Regions from separate parts of the Homo sapiens genome. Here region 2 is linked to region 1. A link is an interaction called in ENCODE POLR2A ChIA-PET data of the cell type or tissue named here. Cell type or tissue: MCF 10A. All regions are shown on one strand. Links, peaks and the distances in the headings refer to the core of each region. The heading gives the core; the rest is flanking DNA. Region 1 has its middle 14 kb from the start of PRDM5. Region 2 has its middle 200 kb from the start of MAD2L1-DT.

Region 1 (10,685 bases), core at 1,336-9,335:
TACTAATTACTTAGCATAACAGTAAAAACCATCTTTTTTTTTTAATTATACTTTAAGTTTTAGGGTACATGTGTACATTGTGCAGGTTAGTTACATATGTATACATGTGCCATGCTGGTGCGCTGCACTCACTAACTCGTCATCTTTTTCCTTAGAAAATGATGTTTCAAATAAACATTACAGTTGAGTGCTGATGGATTGGTGACCTCTCAATAAAACGGGGCACTCACACCACAAAGACCAATTATCCCCTACTGAATTAGGATCACATAAGACCTTCTCTCTGCCAACTGTTTATTTCTTCTTTTGCTTGGCAGCTTGAAGTTTCAGGTAGTATTTTATCATCAGAAAGGTAAGTTTCTAACTCCATCCTGTTACACTGAGTGGGAAATCATGGTAAATTAACCTTGTTTGAAGATCATTAATTTTAGAATTCCTCCCTGTAGTTTCCAATTGTAACTGGACACCATATTAATATGTCTTTACATATGAATCAATAATTTTTTAACTTGATTTCTTCCAGAAGTTCAAAACAGTATTTATTGACATTGGTTTTCTGTGTTTTTAAAAGGTTTTTTTTTAAAAAAATTGGGCAACAGTAGAGTAATGTCACTTATTTCTACACAGCAGCAAAATTTTCTATTGCTGAAACAGGTCTGTAGATTTTAAGTTCTTATATCCAACCCTAACTTATGAAATAAAGTATTTAAATTGTATATGTGGCTGAAATAAGAAGCAATATATAATTTTGAAAGTGACTGGTACTGTATGCCCTGAAGGTAATTTAAATCCTTTATTATAAGAAACTTGTCAACATATGGAAAACCAAATTGGAAGACTTCTGGCTGTGTGACAGGGGTATTCCCTGAAGAAAAGATACAAATTAATAATAATAATCAAATACATAAAAAATAACAGATTCTGTTACATGATTGAGTCAAATGTTTTCTCCCTGAGTTAGAATCTAGTCAGCCTTTGCACTGCTGTTCTCTGTGTAAGGAGTTCAGTTATTATATATCTGTCTTTATTAAAGACACTATGCAACTGTAATGAAAAAAATGGCATTGGGCTGATCTCTCAAATCATGAGTTCTGAACTTTTCTGCAAAATTTTACCATAATGAACCTTAGACCAGAAGGAAACAAAAAGACTTTTTTAAAAAAAATTGCATAGGCCATACCAGAGTCTGTGCTAAATTATATAGGCTACCCACAAAAATGGCTTCTTGAAACTTCTTCTTCCAAATACAACTACTAAAATAGACTCTACTGCTCCTAAGGGGAATTCCCATGTATTAAGAGTGCTTCCCAGTCTCAGTTGGAGTGATGAGGAGCCATGGAAACAGCAGACATTTTGGAATCAGGGAGTATGAGGTTTAAATCACAGATCTGAGATGTATTAACATGAGACCGTGGGAAAGGCTAATAGCCACTCTGAGATGCTATTTCCCTACCTAGGCAATGAGGATGATAATGCCTGCTTTGCAGAGCCCCAGACACAAAACCTGTTCAAAATAAATGGGTGCTATTGTTATTATTACCATGGATTAGAACTATGTTTCATAGCTGTACTTCAATGTTCTTCACCAAGCCATCTGAGTTTTGCTTTAATTATACAGAAGTGAATCTATTACTTAGTATTGTGGCACAAGGCAGCCTCCAGTCATCCCTCCAGGGCAAGAATGATGTCTTTAATATCTACGTGAAGCTCACTATGGGCCAATGATGCTTTCAGAGAGATAGCCAGTTTCCCAAAAATTGTTAGTAAGAGCTTGTAGGAAACGTTGTTTTTTTTTTTCTTTTCTGGGCTTATAGATCACTTGTATCTCCAAAAGATGTGAAAAATAAGTTTAATAGTAGTTAAATTGTGTTAAACATATTTTGTCATTTTAAAGTTCTTGATTATACTCCAAATTTACTTAAAACTGTGTAAGAAGTTCTTCATTTTTTAATTCAAATTATGTGGTATCTGGCCAGACATGGTGGCTCATGCCTGTAATCCCAGCTCTTTGGGAGGCCAAGGTGGAAGGATCACTTGAGGAAAGGAGTCTGAGACCAGTCTGGGCAATACAGTGAGATCCTGTCTCTACAGTTTTCTTTTTTTAAAAAACAGCCAGGTATGATAGTGCACTGTAGTCCCAGCTAGTGGGGAAGCTAAGGCAAGGAGCTCACTTGAGCCCAGAAGTTCAAGGCTGTAGTGAGCCATAATCACACCACTGCACTCTAGCCTGGGCAATAGAGCAAGAACCTATCTCAAAATAAATAAAATAAAACATGGTATCTGTACAAAAATAAACATTTAAGACAATAATGTATTCCTGAAAAGTTCATATAGAATTCCTAATTGTGCACCAAGCACAAAGAATAAGCAACACTAGTTATCAGATTTCGTAAATACAAGGGTGCATGAAAATATTCCTATAATTGAAACTACTTCAGGGTAGGGAAGAAAGACAGGGGAGCCTGTTTAATGTGTTACAAAGAATGTCTCATGCAGTCCATATTACTGCTCAATTGGAGGTAAATTTGGGTGTCAGGGTGGGGAGAAATTACTTCTAACAAGGAGGCTTTAGCAGCACTTCTGTCACTATAGCATTTGTCCTACTAATAGGAGGAGAACACAGATATTGAGCAGTCAGACTGGAGACAGAGCACTGTAATCCTGCGTAGCAATACAGACATCTTGCAGACCTCACAGCAAAGAAGCAAGGCCTTCTAAGCATCAATTGGTAAAACTCAGCATTAACATATTGCATTTGAGCAAGTGCATAAGCAAAGACGAATTCTTTAGCAAGTTTCCAGAAGGTAGAAGTTGACATGACATCTTAACCTGAAATGAGAATTTTAAGGGTGTGTTAAACAGGGAGGCTGAGGCGGGCAGATCACTTGAGATCAGGAGTTCGAGACCAACCTGGCCAACATAGTGAAACCCTGTCTCTACAAAAAATTAGCCAGGTGTCGTGGCAGGCACCTGTAATCCCAGCATCCTAGGAGGCTAAGGCAGGAGAATCGCTTGAACTCGGGAGTCGGAGTTTGCAGTGAGCCAAGATCATGCCACTGCACACCAGCCTGGGTGACAGAGCGAGACTTTATCTTGGAAAAAAAGAAAAACAGGACTTAAACATGATAGACACAGAAAAGGATCCAAAGGGCCAGAATTGCTTAAGGTTTGTACTTAAGGTTAGGAAATGGGGAAACATGGGACAAGACACATATGTCCATGTAGTAAATTCTAAATAGAGATTTATAAATCATTATGAGGAATCAAGTGCAAATTGCTCTCACTGAGAGCATGGGTAATATCATCTCAAACAAATCATTCATTAGGTGTTTAAAAAGTTCCTCCAAAACTAATTCAATGTCAATAGAATTGAATGACCTCTGTGTTTTGCCACTAAAATTATGTTGCTCAGAGTGGGCAACTCACAATAGACAGCATCCCTTGTAGGACTCTGTATACGTGAGTTTGAATTTTGTCTGGGCATGCTATGTTATCTAATACTTAGAAAAGATCATTAAAAACACCAAAAAATGAAATCTTTAAAATCTTTGTAATAATTTTTACACAATGAGAATGTAGAGATGAAACAATGTGAGTTAATCTTAAAATTATTTAGTTAATTTGTTTTGGACTCCTGGGTCCAATATTTGACACACATCCCTCCCTTCTTTCCCCCCTATTTCCTTTCCCTTTTCCTGCCAATCTCCTGAAGCTCCACTGTTATTATATGCTGTAAAAAATATTTTACTCGTGCAGTTGCAATGCTTCTCAACTTTCAAGCTCAGTAGGGGGAAATGTGAACATGTTCAATTCTCCAGTTTTACATTTTTTTCATGGGAAATGAAAGTCGAAATCTGAAAAGTAGCAACTTGCAGTAAAACATTATTTTTCTTCTTTTCTCAATATGTCTCAGTGACATCAAGTTCAAATACTTTATTACAGATAATTCCAACCAATTTCAATGTCCAATCTCTCAATAAAATATGAATTGGGGAAAGTCAATATCTTTGCAAATGTGATTTTAAATTTTGCCCTCAGATAGTCTGGCTCCATTTCCACTATCTTCAGTGGGATTTACAAAAAATAAAAATAAATCTGAGAAGAGAATTTGACCCATGAAATGTAAAATGATTGTAGAGCAGGAAGGGTAGGTAAAATATTTCTTATGTTCATGACTATATGGTAGCTGTGAACTTTTAAAAGGGAAGACATTACAAAACTTAGAATTAGTAAAATTCAATTAAAAATAAGTTGTTAATTTATCTAACTTTGGAGACTTATCGCTTATTTTAAAGAATATACCTAATAAAGAATGCTTTATTTATTCAAAAATATTTATTCATACCAACATCATTTTTTTCCAAAGGATAAATATTTTCTAGCCCAATACTATTTCATATGACATTTAGTTCTAATGTAAAATGGGAAAATGCTCCAAGTACTACCTAAGGTATAGTATAAAAGAAGCATTTGATCCATGGAATATATTTAGCTGCAAGCAAAAGATCCTAGCACTGTTTCTAAGAAAAATAGAGATAAATGGTAAGATAATTAAAGAGGAAAAACTAACTTTAATTTTTTTACTAAATTCATGAGTCAAAAGTTTATTTTAGACCTTTAGAGACATAACCACAATATGTTTAATTATTCTGATTTTCCTACTCTAGAAACAGTTCTGCCAGCATCTGTGCTTGAAATATGGACTCCCTGTTTACCAATTGCCTTTGATTTAGATTCATTCCATTCTTGTTTTGCCTCTGTCCATATGGCTAGCACTAATTATAGTTTAGACCCTAAAGCCCCACATCTATTACAATATTTATATTTCCCTACTCTAGCATCTTTTTGCTTGAATGCACTGTCAGCATCACTGATAGATTAATAGTTCTAAAATATTCTCTTGACAATCCTTTTTTCTAGCAGCTTGAGTAAGTCCACATACCTACTGGTTATTCCCAAATCCTTATTCTGAAGTCAAAAAGCTGTTCATGGTCCAGTTCCATCCTACTCCTCTGACCCTAACTCCTATCATTCTTTTAGAATCCCTCATTCAATCAAACTCATTTGTTCTCTCTTCCCTCATCATACCTGGCTCAATGTCATACTTACATTTTACCCATTGCGTGAAATGTCTTCTCTATTGTTTTCTTCTTATTTAACTGATACCATCCTCCATAGTATGATCTATGCTTCATCTTTTCCATGAAACTATTTCTGGCTACCATCATTGGAAGTGATCTTTTATATATCCATAGTTTCTGTTGTCTGTTCATTCTTTTGGCACCTAACCATCACTATCTTCTTATACTTTGTTACATATTGAAAGAGGAACAGAGCACATAGCTTACAAGAAAATGATAAGCAGATTTGTGTGAGTTATCTGATTAGCCATACTGAAACAGTAAAGCAATGAAGCAAAATCTTAAAACTGATAGCCAATAAAGGAAAAGAAAACTGAACCTAGAATTTTATATCCAACCAAACTATCATGCACACCCAAAATCCTATAATGACATTTTCAAATGTACATGGATTCACAATATTTATTACTCAAAAACTCTCTGAAAGAAACCAAAAGATGAAAACGAGCAAGAAGAAAAATAAAACTAGGTTGAAGCAATGATATAATGAACAAAGATAACCAAAAAAAAGTAAATTTACATAATTGTGGGTTGCAAAACTTCAAATATTTTCAAATATCTTTTAATATGTCACTCTTGACCTTTAATTCTAGACATTATTGACATGGAAAGTACAAGGTATAAGTCTGTTTGGAAGATGTAAAGGGAAGCAGAGGCATAAAAGTCATGTTGATATTCGGGAGCTTCATTCGATCTGCTGACTTTAGAACTTGCCAGAGAAAAAGTTTAGGCGCATATGTTAAAATTTTTAGGATACAATGAAGAAATAGAAAAGGGAAAAAAAATAGGTAGGGAAAGAGAATAATGAAGATAAAATACTAAATAAAAGAAAAAGTCAAAACATAGAAATAATCACAATCCATGCAGCTGGTTTTTAAATAATCTATATGAAATAGAAGCAACCTAGATGTTCGTCAAAGGATGAATGGTAAACTCAAATGTAGTATATACATACCTTAAAGGAAATCCTGTCACATGGTAAAACATGGATGAACCTTGAGGACATTATGCTAAGTGAAATAAGCCAGTCACAAAAAGACAAATACTGTATGATTCTACTTACATGAGGTATGTAAAGTAGTCAAATTCCTAGAAAAAATGTACAATTGTGGTTATCTGCAGCTGAAGGGAGGGGAAAATGTGGAGTTATTTTTTAATGGGTATAGAGTTTAATCTTGCAAGATGAAAAGGTTCTGGAGGTCTGTTGCACAACAATATAAATATACTCAGCACTACTTAACTGCACACTTAAAAATGGCTAAGATGGTAAGTTTTATGTTATATATTATTTACTATAATTATAAACTTTTGAATTATTTAAAACAATCTATATAAGACAGAGTCACTGACTGAGTTTTAAAAATGAAGGCCAAAGCATAGCCTTGTAAAGCACAAGTATTGAAACAGAGTTTGTGTTGCAAGGGCCTAAGAGCTAAACTGGCAAGACTGTATATTAATCTTAAAACAAAAAACAATAACCTGAAATTATATCACACAGACTGAACATATTGAACAGAGCAATAAAACTGAAAATCAATAGTAATCAAATATTTAGAGCTTATCAAAAAAAGAGAAAACAATACAAAACAAAACCTGCAGGGTAGATGCAAAGTGATAATTAGTGTGAATAGTATACAGCCTTGACTATTAATTTTAAAGAGGGATTGAAATAAATGAACTATATCTTATAATCAGGAGGCAAGAAAGGGAAAAACAAAAATTAACTCAAAGTATAAGGAAGAACACAATAATAATAAAAGTATAAAGTAAGAAAACAGAAAACAAAAAAAATGAATACAATTGATTATAATAATAGATGGTACCTGAAAAAAATCTAATAAAATAGACAAATTTAGGGCAATTACATGTAATTAAAATGTGAACATAAAACTATTAGTAATAAGGTAAGTAAAGGGGGGACATTACTAATTCAAAAAGGTTTGCAAAGTTACGAGATTTTAGTTGGTACTATCAGTAATTTTCTACCAATGAATTTGGACATGTCATCTACATAATTGGATAACTTCTCCAGGATGATATAAATTATCGAAACTGGTCCAGGAAGTAGTAGAAAACCACCCAATAGAACAACAATAAAGTTCAATAGGTCATTAAAAACGTATCTATACAGAAGTTGTTAGACTCAAGACAGATTTAAGATAAGGGAGCAGGTAATCCCCCTTTTATGTAAACACATAAGAATTTAGAAAAATAGTAAATCTAATCATCTATTCTCACAGCCTTCGGTATCTTGATAACACAAATGGACAATAACAATAAAAGAAAAAAATATAATTCAATTTCACTTTTGAACATGAATACAACAGTATCCTAAATAATACATTAATATGTTAGCAAATGGAATCCAACAAGTTATTAAAAGAAAATGTGTGGCCAGGTGTGGTGGCTCACGCCTGTAATCCCAGCATCTGGGAGGCTGAGGCAAGCCGGTTGCCTGAGCGCAGAAGTTGGAGACCAGCCTGGGCAACTTTGTGAGACCCCCTTCTCTACAAAAATGCAAAAATTAGTCGGGCATGGTGTCATGTGCCTGTAGTCCCAGCGACTCGAAAAGCTGAGGTGGGAGAATTACTTGAGCCCAGGAGGCAGAGGTTGCAGTGATCACACCACTGTGCTCCAGCCTGGGTGACAGAGCTAGACACTCCCCCCTGCCCCAAAAAAAGAAAAAAATGTATAATAATATGACATATTTAAAATAGGCTACAAGGGTAATTCAGTATTAGAAAACCTATCATTTTAATTCCCTGCATTAACAACTTTTTATCTAAATAGATGCTCCCAATTTTCCAAATAAAAGTCAATAACCATTAATCTTTATATATATAGTAGCCCCTCCTCATCTGTGGGTTCACTTTCTGCAGTTTTTGTTACATGCAGTCAACCAAGGTCCAAAGATATTAAATTAAAAATTCCAGAAGTAAACAATTTATAACTGTCCAAGTGCATGCCTTTCTGTTAATGTGGTGAAATCAGATGCCATCCTGCTCTGCCCAGCCAGATGTGAATCATTCCTTTGTCCAGCAGAGCCACACTGTATATTGTGCCCACCCATCAGTCACTTAGTAGTCATCTTGGTTATCAGATCCAGTGGCAAGTGCTTGTGTTCAAACACCCTTATTTTCCTTAGTAATGGCCCCAAAGTGCAAGAGCAGTGATGCCAGCTTATTGTTATAATTGTTTTATTTTATTCTTAGTTGTTGTTAGTGTCTTACTGTGCCTAATTTATAAATTAAACTGTATCATAGATATGTATGTGTGTGTGTATATGTGTGTGTGCCCATGTGTAAGTGTGTATACACAAATTAGAACTCAAAGGAAATATTCTTAATCTGAAAATGAGTATAAGCAGGAAATGTGAAGCAGAGATCATACCTGAGGGTCACACGTTAGCATAATTATTAAGAGCTCAATTTCAAAGCCTAACTGCCTGAAATCGGAATCTGGCAACTCCACCTCTTAGCTGTTGGATTTGTGTCTCTGGCATCAGGGAGTGAGGAAGTGGATATGCTCTGCTTCCTTTGCCTCCCGTATCTTTCTTTATTTGAAATTCTCTCTCTAACTCTTAATACTAGCTCATATTAGCCTCTTTCCAGGTGGCAAGTGCAGCAAAGAGGCATAAGAGATTCTCCTCATGTAACTGTGCTCTGACTGATGTAATTTGAGGTTGGTTTTCAGAAGGACTGATTCAGCTTTACCTGGGCTGCCTCTGTTACAAATGAACCCCTCTCACCCCAAGAGTGTTAGCCTTACTCCATGTAGCACTCATATGGGGTTCACCTGCCAAAAGGATTTCCAGGTTGGGTGTACCATCCCTTGGCTGAGGGGCCACCTGGGCAGTCTCATGGCCTTGGTCTCCCTCTGCTGTTCTCCGTGCTCTGCCCACAGGGAACCACTAGAGTTCTCTTCCAGATATTCAAAGGCTCACAGGAAAATACGGTGTTGGTGTGGCCCTTCCATATTGAACCTTTGGAGCAATACATACTGCACTTTTCTCCCTTCATGACCAGCAAGGAAGAAGCTATCTCTTCTTCAGTCTTCAGACCAAAAACAAACAAAAAAACACCCTTAAATATAAATTTCACTGGACATATCTCTTTCACTGCCCCCAGTGTTTAAGATTGAGAACAAAATGCTGTACTTCTAAACATATAGAACACTTTCCAGCAGGCATGATCTCCTCCAAATTCTCTCTCATATATCTCATTGGTAAAGGCTGTCAGAGCAGGTTAGCCCCACTGGTAGCTGAGGTCAGACCAGGAATCTAATGGCAAGGGGCAGGCCCTCTTTAAACTCCACCTTAGAAAAATCAGTAACTTTGTTCTCAACAGAGATCTGTTTCCACCTTTACCCTTGCAGTATTTGGCAACCTCAAGGGACAGGAAAAGATTTCAATCAGTAGTTCACACTATAATAAAACTTTGCAGTTGATAAAAATGAAAATTTTAAAATTACTAGGAGAAAATGTAGAAGACTATGTTCATAACTATGGAGCGGAGAGAACTTTCCTGAGGAATAAAATTTTTTTTAATGTAAAAACTTGATACAGGGCACTGCCTTATGATCCAGCACTTTGGGAGGCCGAGGCAGGCAGATCACTGGAGGTCAGGAGTTCAAGATCAGCCTGGCCAACATTGCGAAACCCCATCTCTACAAAAAATACAAAAATTAGCCAGGTGTGGTTGTGTGCCCCTGTAATCCCAGCTACTTGGAAGCCTGAGGCAGGAGAATCGCTTGAACCTGGAAGGGAGAGGTTGCCGTGAGTTGAAATCACGCCATTGCACTCCAGCCTGGGTGACAAGAGCAAAAGTCAACCTCAAAACAAACAAACAAACAAACAAACAAACAACAAAAAAAAAACTTGGTATGGGAAAGCACAACAAAATATAAAATTCTGAATGGTTCAAGAGATCATTAAAATGATGAAGGACAAGCTACGGACTAAGAACAATTTTTGTAATATATGTAACAGACAACATATCCATAAGAAAAGACAAATACCTGAAAGACAAATGGACAAAAATGAAAAAGTAATAAATAAAAGTAAAAATATAAATGACCATTGAAAAGATTATTAACTTCTGTAGTAATCAGGGAAAGACAAATGGAAGTAACAGTGAGAAAACTTTTTTGATCCTATCAGGCAAAAAAAAAAAAAATGTAAAGGCTGAACAAAGCCACAAATGTTGGTGAGATGTGGCAAAATGGACACTATTACATGCCGTTCATACAAGTAAAAAATGGGAGGCCCACTTTGGGGAGAAATTGAGCAGCATCTTTTAAAACTTAAAAATGTACATACACTTTGACCCAGCAGTTCTACATGGAATCTTCTACTCTTACAGAAAAACTAACACATACTCAAGGAGAATTCTTGAGTCACAATATTCATGTAATTGAAATCACTACTTCCTCCCATATAGGAATAGAAAAACAAAACATGATAAAATCACAGATGGATAGAATAGGCAAAATGAGAACAAATTACTGTACTAGATTATAGTACAGCATTAGGTGCTCCACAGAGGG
Region 2 (10,685 bases), core at 1,473-9,472, 670 kb before region 1:
AGTATACTACTTTGTTAAGCCTCTGTGACTTCAGGGTTTTTCAGTATAGCAGCTACATTCTTCAATATATGATTCAATACCCTGAAGAATCAAAACTGAGAAGAGAATAACGTATTTATTAAGGTAAGAGATGTAGGGAAGACACATTTGAGTCCATTTTGCTTTAGATGTCTTTATTGATCTGAGTTTTTCAAGCAAATAAAATACTTATTTAAATGATGAGTCTCTGGCCATAATCTTTTTTTTTTTTTTTTTTTTTTTTGACATGGAGTTTCACTCTGTTGCCCAGGCTGGAGTGCAGTTGCGCAATCTCAGCTCACTCCAACCTCCACCTCCCAGGTTCAAGCGATTCTTGTGCTCAGCCTCCTGAGTAGCTGGGATTACAGGCGCCCGCCAGCACACCTGGATAATTTTCATATTTCTAGTAGAGGTGGATTTTCACTGGGTTGGCCAGTCTGGTCTTGAACTCCTGACCTTAAGTGATCCACCGCCTTGTCCTCTCAAAATGCTGGGATTACAGGCGTGAGCTACCACGCCCGGTCTCTGGCCATAATCTTCGCAGTTATATTTTACAACTGATTTGGAAGTGGTAAAGTCTGCTTGCAAACTTTTGTAACATGGTCGGAAGGCGGATGTGGAAAAGCCATTCCTTTTGTTGAGAGCTTTGTATTTGAATAATTCTATCTAGAAGTTGGCTGAAGAGAGAGATAAGACTAAAGGGCATGGGCAAATAACAGAAGATTATTTAAATGCCTTCTCAGAGTTTGGGTTCATTGATGTAGAAGGCATCTTTTGTTGAGATCAGTTATGGCTTTGGGTGGGCGAGTAGTTTGTGCAGGGCACCTAGACAACAAGGGATCTGAGCTTCCTGCAAGAAATATAAGAGAGGGAGGAAGTGCTGCTATACAGACATAGCGTGGGAAGAGTAAAAAAAAAAAAAGAAAAAAAGAAAAGGCCGGGCGCCGTGGCTTACGCCTGTAATCCCAGCGCTTTGGGAGGCCGAGGCGGGTAGATCACGAGGTCAGGAGATCGAGACGACGGTGAAACCCCGTCTCTACTAAAAATACAAAAAAATTAGCCGGGCGCCGTGGCGGGCGCCTGTAGTCCCAGCTACTCGGGAGGCTGAGGCAGGAGAATGGCGTGAACCCGGGAGGCGGAGCTTGCAGTGAGCCCAGATCGTGCCACTGCACTCCAGCCTGGGCGCAGAGCGAGACTCCGTCTCAAAAAAATAAAACCAAAAAATAAAAAAAAGAGAAAAATCTATTTTTCCTGCCATGATGGAATTTTGAAAAACAGAAATGTCTAAAGCAGAAGTTTGAAGGTTTTGTTAGTGAGGCATGCAATGTGAAAAAAGTGTGCATGTTCATGCTTGTGTAAGTATTTTAAAGAAACGAATTGTATTTGTCATTTAATTTGCTTCTAAAGCAGACATAGCATGTACCAGAGGCTGGGAAGGGTAGTGGGGGTGAGGAGGAAGGGTAGTGGGGGTGGGGAGGAATTATGGTTACTGGATTTTAAAAAATGGTTAGAAATAATAAGACCTAGTATTTGATAGCACAGTAGGGGAACTATAGTCATTAATAATTAAGTTGTACATTTAGAAATAACTAAAAGAGTACACTAGGATTGTTTGTAATACAAAGGACAAATTTGTATTACAAATTTGTAATGGATGCTTCATTTACCATTATATGATTACTATGCATTGCTTGCATGCCTGTGTCAAAGTATCTCATGTACCTCATAAATATATACACCTACCATGTGCCTGCAAAAGTTAAAAATAAAAAAACAGATATAACATGTATGGATACAGGGACAGAATGATTCAGGGGCTGTAATAGTGTTCCATTGTGTACATATCCTACATTTTCTTTGTCCACTCATCTGTTGGTGTCACTTAGGTGATTCCATACATTAGTGATTATGAATAATACTTGCCCTTTTCTTTCATTTATTTTTATATTTTTCTTTCTTTTCCTTTCCTTTTTTATTCCTAGAAGTATTTTAATTTTAAAATATAAATTATGATTGTGTTAATTACCTTCATTTTGATGCCTTTTTTGATTAATATTTTTGGGGATTGAAGAAATGAGTATTTTTTAATGTATCTAACATCAAGGCTCTTATTTGTTTCTCCATTATTAGTGACAAAATAGTGACCAAAATCAACCTTGATCAGTGAAACAATTGTGTAGCCCCCAATCCTTCCCTATCCTACACAACATGAAAGCTACATCTTTGTGAGAGCTCTCTAAGTTGGATGGAAGAAGCTTCTGATAAAATTGATCAGCATGGAATTTTGTAAAATTTAACTATTTTTTGGCCTGGAAATTAAACTGATGTATTACCAGAAAAGTTGATTTTTGTTAAGCAGTGTTTTATGCTATCCTATTTAAAATTATTCAGGGAGTCCATTCTGACAAAGCAGGCATCTGAAAAATTTTTCTGGAAATTGAAAATGCTTAAGAAATAACTGTTATAGAAACTAAAACTAAAAATAATTTTGGATTATTAAATTGAAGATAACATCTATCAAGTACTTCATTATCTTTCTCTGACACCAGATATATATTTTTCTTTATTGCTGGAATAGAGCTTTGGCTGTCCTTTGTGGCCTTCTCAATCAAATCCATCCTATTTTGTTGGGCAGTATTTGTGTCATGCATTTACATTTTAAAAGTTGTAGTCTAGGCAGTGTGACTTTCAAACAATTGACAAACCTATTCCCATGTCAAACCCTCTGCTTAATCAGCAGTCACTTTATTCCCACTCTTTTCAAAGGCACTGGAACTGCCTGAAAAGCTAAGGGACAATTCAAGAGAGTGTGCTGGGCTGGTCCCCTCCAGTGTCTGTCTATTCAAATTCACCCTTGTAATCTAGTGAAGAAGGGGTGTGCTTCAACCGCACCGTCACAGCAATAAGGAGCAGACGTCATAAAATAAAAGAAGAAACGTTTCCTTCCAGAAGGAGGAGTTGATTTTCCTTATTCTGTGTATGTGAGTGTGTGGCAGTTGCAAGGTTGAGAATAAAGACTAAAGTTAGAGAAAGGCAACATTTTACATTAGCAGCACATGGTCTTACAAGACCTTCTTGTTTGGCAAACATACCCTGAATGGTTTTATTGAGCATTATGTTGCCCTACCCATCAATTGTTTGACTCTGATGAACATTTTCTACCATGTCGATTTAAATATGCATTGAATATCATTCAGAGTCCTGTCCCTGATGCTTAGGTGCTTAGGCATAAAACTATGAAAATATTATTGATAAAAGATGAGTTTTTATTTGTCTGTTAGTTTTACCAGGGAGCATTGGATACTAGTAAGCTTAAGTCCCTTGGACCTCTGAAAAAATACTTTAGTTTTTACTGTGTTTGGGAATTCAGATTTGATCATAAGTAAATATAACAGGGAACTGAAATACAAATATTTTTAACTATAAATAAAACGTTCGATATGATAAATTTATTTGACTATGTCAATTTCTTAAAAAAATTTTGAATGGATAGGAAGTGTAATGTGGAACTGAAACTTGAGAAAGATGCATGCTTTCATGACAAGTAATTTTGTGACCATTTAAATTTCCAATTTAACGGTGTTTTAAGTAGACTTAATTATAAGATGGCTATGTTAGAAATGTGAATATTGATATATCAGAGAAGTTAATGTTTATGTTAGAGAATACAAAGCGAAGGATGACAGTACTTCTCTTGATGTATTCCCAACCACTAACTCTGAGAGCCAGATTTAACTGTCACTTCAACGTTGTCCACCTTGGGAAAAGCATAATTTTAGAGTTAGACAAACACATTTGAGCTTTATTTGGGTCAGTAGCTGTGTGACCAGGAGAAATTATTTTACAACCTTGGAGCTTCAATTTTCATTATTAATACATACTATCTCCACCCCCACCCAGGCTGTCTTGACTTCTACATGGTAGCTATGAGTAGTTTTCCCTTAAATCGTTGTCTAAATATATTAAACACTTGAGAATAAGAATAAAGTCATTCATATTTCAAAGGTATTTCATTATGATTGGGTAGGTATATTTTGTCATATTTGATGTACTTATCCTTTCTTAAAAATGCCACAATGAGAATTTCACTATTTCCCCTGGAGTAACAGATTTAGGGGTTCTCATTGTTTCTTGATTAATTTTTGCAAATAGTTTTGCCTGCTACCTTGGAATTTAGGTTGAATTTAAAACCCACTGTTGTTTGGCTTGTGGAGTTTTGGGTTCATTTGTTCTGTATATCGGATGTGGACTCTTTGGGGTAACTTGGCTTCATTTCTGCTCTCTTTTTATTAACATCTGGGGGTTTTCAAAATAGCTGGAGTTCAAATTAAGTTTGGTGTTAGGAAACAGGGAACCCCAGAAGAGACTAAGGGAAAGAGGTACTGGGTACTGCCTCTAGATGAGATGTATACATGAAACAGATTTCAATGAAATGCATGAAATCACTGCAAATTTTTTAAAATTAAGAATTCATTGCCTACCATGTGTTAGGCACTAGCTCAGATTCTCAGGGCATGGACAGTTTGGGGAAGCTGACATTACCGAAAAGGATGTTGCTACTTTAATAACATTTGGAACTTACATTAATGTGTTTCTAAACATTCCTTTTAATAATCCTTCCACCAGGGTTCTCAACTCCTGGGCAGCAGACTGGTACCTGTGGCCTATTAGGAACTGGGCTGCATAGCAGGAGGTTAGTGGCAGGCAAGCAGCATTACCACCTGAGCTCTGTCTCCTGTCAGATCAGTGGGGCCATAAATTCTCATAGGAGCAAGCACCCTATTGTGAACTGTGCATGCGAGGGATCCAGGATGCAAGTTCTTTATGAGAGTCTAATGCCTGATGATTTGAGGTGGAAGAGTTTAATCCAGAAACCACCCCCAGCCCCCTACCCACCATCCTTGGAAAAATAGTCTTCCAGGAAATCATTTCTTGGTGCCAAAAAGGTTGGGAACCACTGCCTTAGATACATGTCCTTCTGACTCATTCCTTTTGGCACAACTATTTTTGATCCCAGAGACTCCTTATCCCCAAATTCAAGTCATGGTGTTTTCACTTTTTTATGTCTGTAATTACCCAGTAAGCGTCATTGTTGACATCCTCATATCGGGGGCCTCCAGGCAATCCCTGAGCCTTAGAGCTAACCATCCTGTCTCTCCCTCTTGTTTCCCTTGCTCCAGGATTGCTCCCTTTCACTCCATCTTTGAGCCTTAATGAGGGCACAGTTTAGGGGAACTAGGAGATTGGATTGCCATCTATGTTGGTTTAAGGACTAGGGATGCCATTTACATTTATCACTCTAATAGTACAAAGCAATATTTTTATGGTGTGGATATGTTTCACTCAAATTAAATCTAAATAGTGTAACCAGCATACCTATATTGTTAAAATAGGCTGTAGGAAGTCCACCAAAATGTTCTACTTTAGATTTTCCCAACACAAAGATGAATATGTATGCATTAGTGGATGTTAGATTTTTTGTGTGTGAGATTTTGCTTTTTTTTTTTTAAGATATTTTTCCTCTTCTTCAGGCTGATAGTATTTTACCAAAAATTTAAATAGTCAAATATTAAAAGTGATATTCTAGATCATCTTTCTCCAAGTGATGTAGTTTGCTTTTCAACTTTTCCTTATGTGGTGTAAGGTTATAAAAATGCCTTCCAGTTGATTTCTTAGGTAGCAGCAGAATCTGTTTTCTCAAACAGTAGCGTGGGGATTCTTGATATACCGCCTTCTAGAGGTACTGAAAGCAACTGGATCAATGTGCTGAAATCTGGATTTATTCACAAGCTCGTTAGAGGCTGAGTCACAGCCATACATGTCAGTTCAAGTCATTGTTTCTTTTGTCTAAATCGTTGTTGAGCCACATCCATCTGTATGTGTAACACTAATTTGGTAACAACTTCTTTATACTAAGCCAGAATTCATTTTACCTGCTGGTTTTATTTTAAATGTAGGAGCTGTATTAAATAACATTCAAATAAGTAATCGAAATTTAACTCAAAGAATATGGAATGAAAAGTCAAACAGGCATATTGAGAACAAATTAGAATCTGGCACCTGACAATGATTAACAGGTTGAACAGATTAGACTAGACCTAAATCTCTGTAAATAAAATGAAAGACAGAAAACCTTTTTATTAAACAATTTAATAGGCCTATGAGATTTGAAAAAAAGTTGATTTCTTTACCCATCCTCAGTCAATGTTGAGATAGGCTGGAAGATTTTGAACAGGGCATAGAAAAAAGGAAACAAATTTAGTCAACTATCCCCAGATTTCATCTGATTAAAACCAGACATCTGCATATTTGAAAGCACCAAATTATTAATGAATATCCACTCAATATTGATATTTGATATCATATATATTACTAATAACTAAAACATGATATTAATAGGTTTCATTTATGAAATCTTTGTGAAAGTGTGTCTATCATTATAGTTAAAAATCAAGAAGTTAGTTAAATCTACTGTCTAAATAATTTTGATCAAAATATTTGACATTTTATCCAGTGCCAGCATTCATGTAGTATGGCAAATTACCCATTTCTTTATTTTATTTTACCATATGATAAAATAAGCCTGAATTTGTGGAGGCATTTTTCAAGAAACCGTCTCTTCCAAGAAAGAATTTGGATATCAAAAAGTAGAGATATTAGTGTCATTATATACACAGTTTGCTGAACTCTACAGTTATTTGTAAAATTTGTTTGGATACACCAATTTTAGATTACTTACAACATAAAAGGTCTATTTTTTATGTCATATTGAATATACAATGGTCCAAAATAGATTCAGACAGACAACAACTTTGGCTGCCATTTTAGAAACCAAATGTTTTAGCATAATACACTGTTCTGTGTATATACAGATGGAAACTCAAACTTTGAAAAGAGAACTTTCTTCAAATACTGGTGCTTTCTTAGATGAGCCAGCTTCTGAAAGAAAACAGCTCTCTAATCTTTTATCACCTTGTCTCTTAAATACATCAAGGACATCTATTCAGAATTAGTTGCCGAGGTGGGTGCAAAGAAAGCCTATTAATATGTGTAGACTGCCCATTCCCAGAATAAACCACATTTCCTCAATATATTACTTTCATGGCATTTTACAATATTTTCAAGTTTAGTTGGACATAATTCCAGAGATATGACAAGTCAATAGGTGGAAAAAAAACTAAATAAAATAAACTTGACCTTCAAAACATGCAATTCTTCTTCTGAACAAATCTCTCTTATTGGTGATCTGTCTCAAATTATATGTATATAAAAATATTCTGGGTGAGTAACATGACCAAAACATAGTGTCTGGTTGAGATAAAAGTCTTCTTTGAATATTGTTTGTAACTTGAAGACTTTGCTCACTCATTGGATAGATTCCATTAAACACAGCAGGGAGCAATATATAGTGTGGATTATATGACTTTGCCTAATGGACATGCAAATACATATTTTTCACATACAATATACAAACATTTCAGCAGGACAATTGGGTAATGGAGCCAAAAAATCAGAAAACTGGCAAATGTACAATGGATTACTATGGCTTTATTCCACACTTCAAATATAATTAACATTTAATTCATCTGATGCCTTTTTCTAATTGGAGACACATTGGTAGATGGGGCATTTGAGTTCACAAACACGTTCAATTACTTACACGTTAACCACATTTCACAAACTTCCAACTTGTGAAGTATTTTCTAAAGAAAACTTTATATAGTAGAACTTGCAGATCTGACCAAATGAAATTTTTATCTTTTTTTTTGCCGTTGCTTCTCAAATTATGCTCACCTGAAGTCAGATTTCATATTTGTTTCATCCTTATTTGGCAATTGAAATGTAATTTCAATTGTCAGAAATGTAGAAACTAAAAATTTAATTTATTTTGCCAAAGTGTTCTGGGTTAACATAAAACTTTCAATAATGTTCCCTCAATGTTAAAACTAATTACCTTCTATTTGATTATATCAAATAAACTACAGTAAATAATAAAAAAGTCATGATTTCCATAGCTTTACAGTTTACAAAGGGCATTTATTCATTCACTTAACCAATAAATGTGTGTTGATCAACTACAATGTGCCATACATTTTTCTAGGCTCAGGAAATAAAATGGAGAAGAGAAAATATTAGTCTCTGCTCTCATGAAACTTTCAGTCTGGGCTCATAAAATCCTCTCACATTCCTGTGAAATGAATACCTCTAAAGTCTCCTACTAATCTCCCACCCCAAAGTAACTACTATCTGAACTTTGTGTTATAATTTATATCATCCAATTGTATTTCTAAACAATATACTTTTCAGCATTACCTGTCTTTGCCTTTATGTAAATGAAATCCTACTACAAGTTTTCATTGGTGGCTTGGTATTTTTTTTCATTCATAATTATTTTTAAATATTTTTCCATATTGCTTTAAATAGCCATACTTGTCTATTTTCACTGCTGCATAATATGAATATACATCAACTTATAAATCAGTTCTGTTGCTAGTGGCTATTTGTGAATTCCAAGTGCTCCATGTCTTTACCAACTCTTAAAAGTATTAGACATAACTCTTTGACAAAATGGTGAATTAGAAAGATAGATCATTTATAGTTTTAACTAGCATTTCCATAGTTATGAATGAAGTTAACATCTTAACAAACTTATTGGTCGTTTGTGTTTTAAGACTTGTAATTTGTCCTATTTTTAATGTTTTTATTTTTCATTTTGATTCATACACATTCTGTAATATACATTTTCTAAATACATATCTTTTATAAGTAATATGTGTTTTCTAAATATTTTCTCTCAGCTATCACTTGACTTTCCACCATCTTTATTGAAACATATTTCTATAAGTTTTTGATAATCAAAAGTATTTAAAGTTAATCTAGTCAAATTTACAGATATTTTTATGTATGATTTTTATATTGTGCCATGTTTAAGAAATTTTCTTTACCCCATAGTTAAAACAATCTTCTCCTATATTCTGTTTTAAAAGTTTTAAATCCTTAGTCTATCTGAAAAGAGCTTTGTGTGAGTTGCTTTGTAGGTATCCAATCTCCCAGTGCAGAACCCATTGTCCAAGTATGAATTTATTGAATAATTCTGCTTTGCCAGTCCCATTGTATGCCTAATTTCTCATTTTACCCTGTTGGATAGGATAACATATTCAAAGTTTAATAAAAGGGTTGATAGCAGCATCATTAACATGTTCATGATATCAAAAAGGAGCTTTCAATAATTCATCATGTACATTTGCTGTAGCTTATTTTAGACACATCATATATTCAGAAAGTTCCCTTTTATTTTCAGTTTGGCAAAAGTTTTTTTTAACCAACCTCTTTTTCTATGTTTATTTTATATATATTCGTAGATTTTACAATGTTCAACTTATTCTGTAGTCCTGAGATAAAGTGATTCATGGTTTTATTCATTTTATATATATAGCAAAATTCAGTTTATTAGTAATTGGTTTAGAATTGTTATATCTGTGTTCATAAATGAGATTGTCCTAAAGTTCTTGTTTTGTCCTCAGAAATTGAGTTGTGCAGTGTTTTCACTTCTTCTATTCTTTGGAAGTGGTTATATATGATCAATACTATGCTTTTTATTTTTAAATTTTGAATGTCTTGAGGACTTACCACTTAAGTTTTCTGAGACTGACCTTTGTTGCATATGTGGTAATTTCTTCTGATATGTCTTCCAGTTTGCCAATTCTTGTTGTGGATACATGTTCAAATGTGGCTAACAAGTTTTTAATTTTAGTCATGGTATTATTAATTCCAACATTTAGTTATTTTTTAAATCTTTTTTGCACTTTCTTCTCCTCAGCAGATACTTCCATTTGCTATTTATTTTTTTGAACCTGGTAAGCATAGTTTTTTATTTTAATTTTTTATTATAGATTCAGGGTACCTGTGCAGGTTTGTTACATGGGTACATTGCATAAAAGCATAGTTGTTTTTAATATTTTTGTCTGATAAGTCTAATATTTGATGTCTTTGCAGATTTGTTTCTGTTATTTTTCTCTTCTGGCGTCTTTCACATTGTCTTACTTCTTTGTGAGCATGTTATCTTCTGCTGCTTGCTAGTCATTGCCTAGAGAAAATTATTTTCAAGGTTCATCAAGGTCTAAGATAGATGTGACTTCCTTCAAAGAGAGTTAGCTTTTGTTTATTCCAGTTTCTTGGGGAAGTTAAGTTTTGGGGCAATCACTTGTACAACTTTAGGTAATGTGGTCCATTCAGCATTAACATAATTAATGGATAAATTCATGTAAGACTAATGTGTGGCAACAAGTTTGCAGAAAACTTTTTCCCTTTCTTTTAAATTTTTTGTCTTTATCACTTCTACTCACCTCAAGACTTCTTTGTATGACATTCCTCAGTGTTGGCAGGAAAAGGAAAAAGTTTGGATCATGTATAACCTTTTGAGTAGGAGGTTAATTATAAGAAAGTTTTTATAGTATTTCCCCAGCATGGTGCTAAACATCTAAAAGTACTTAACAAATATTAGAAAACATCATTATGCTGGTAATCCTAAATAAACATTTTTTTTGTAAGCATTCAGGTTCACTACTAGTTCTACAAAGAGAACACGTTTTGTTTAGAACACTTTCCGATGGATAATTTATTATGAACTGTGAATAAGTTTGCAGTATGTATAAGGCAAGAAATTA

Evidence for each region. Peaks named below come from ENCODE experiments on the same cell type or tissue, not always from the same donor. Only the 100,000 strongest peaks of a DNase experiment are listed, where the experiment ranks them.
Region 2: POLR2A ChIA-PET joins it to region 1 with 5 read pairs; 2 of 35 experiments call an interaction of 5 or more read pairs at or near these places.

What each region holds. Positions count from the first base shown.
Region 1 is chr4:120,931,732-120,942,416 of GRCh38, forward strand. No RefSeq gene overlaps it. Among named protein-coding and RNA genes, the nearest start is that of PRDM5, 14 kb to the left of the region's middle. In MCF 10A, for the core only: no CTCF peak of the experiment used is centred there; no DNase peak of the experiment used is centred there.
Region 2 is chr4:120,260,988-120,271,672 of GRCh38, forward strand. No RefSeq gene overlaps it. Among named protein-coding and RNA genes, the nearest start is that of MAD2L1-DT, 200 kb to the left of the region's middle. In MCF 10A, for the core only: no CTCF peak of the experiment used is centred there; a DNase peak (open chromatin) is centred at 5,824.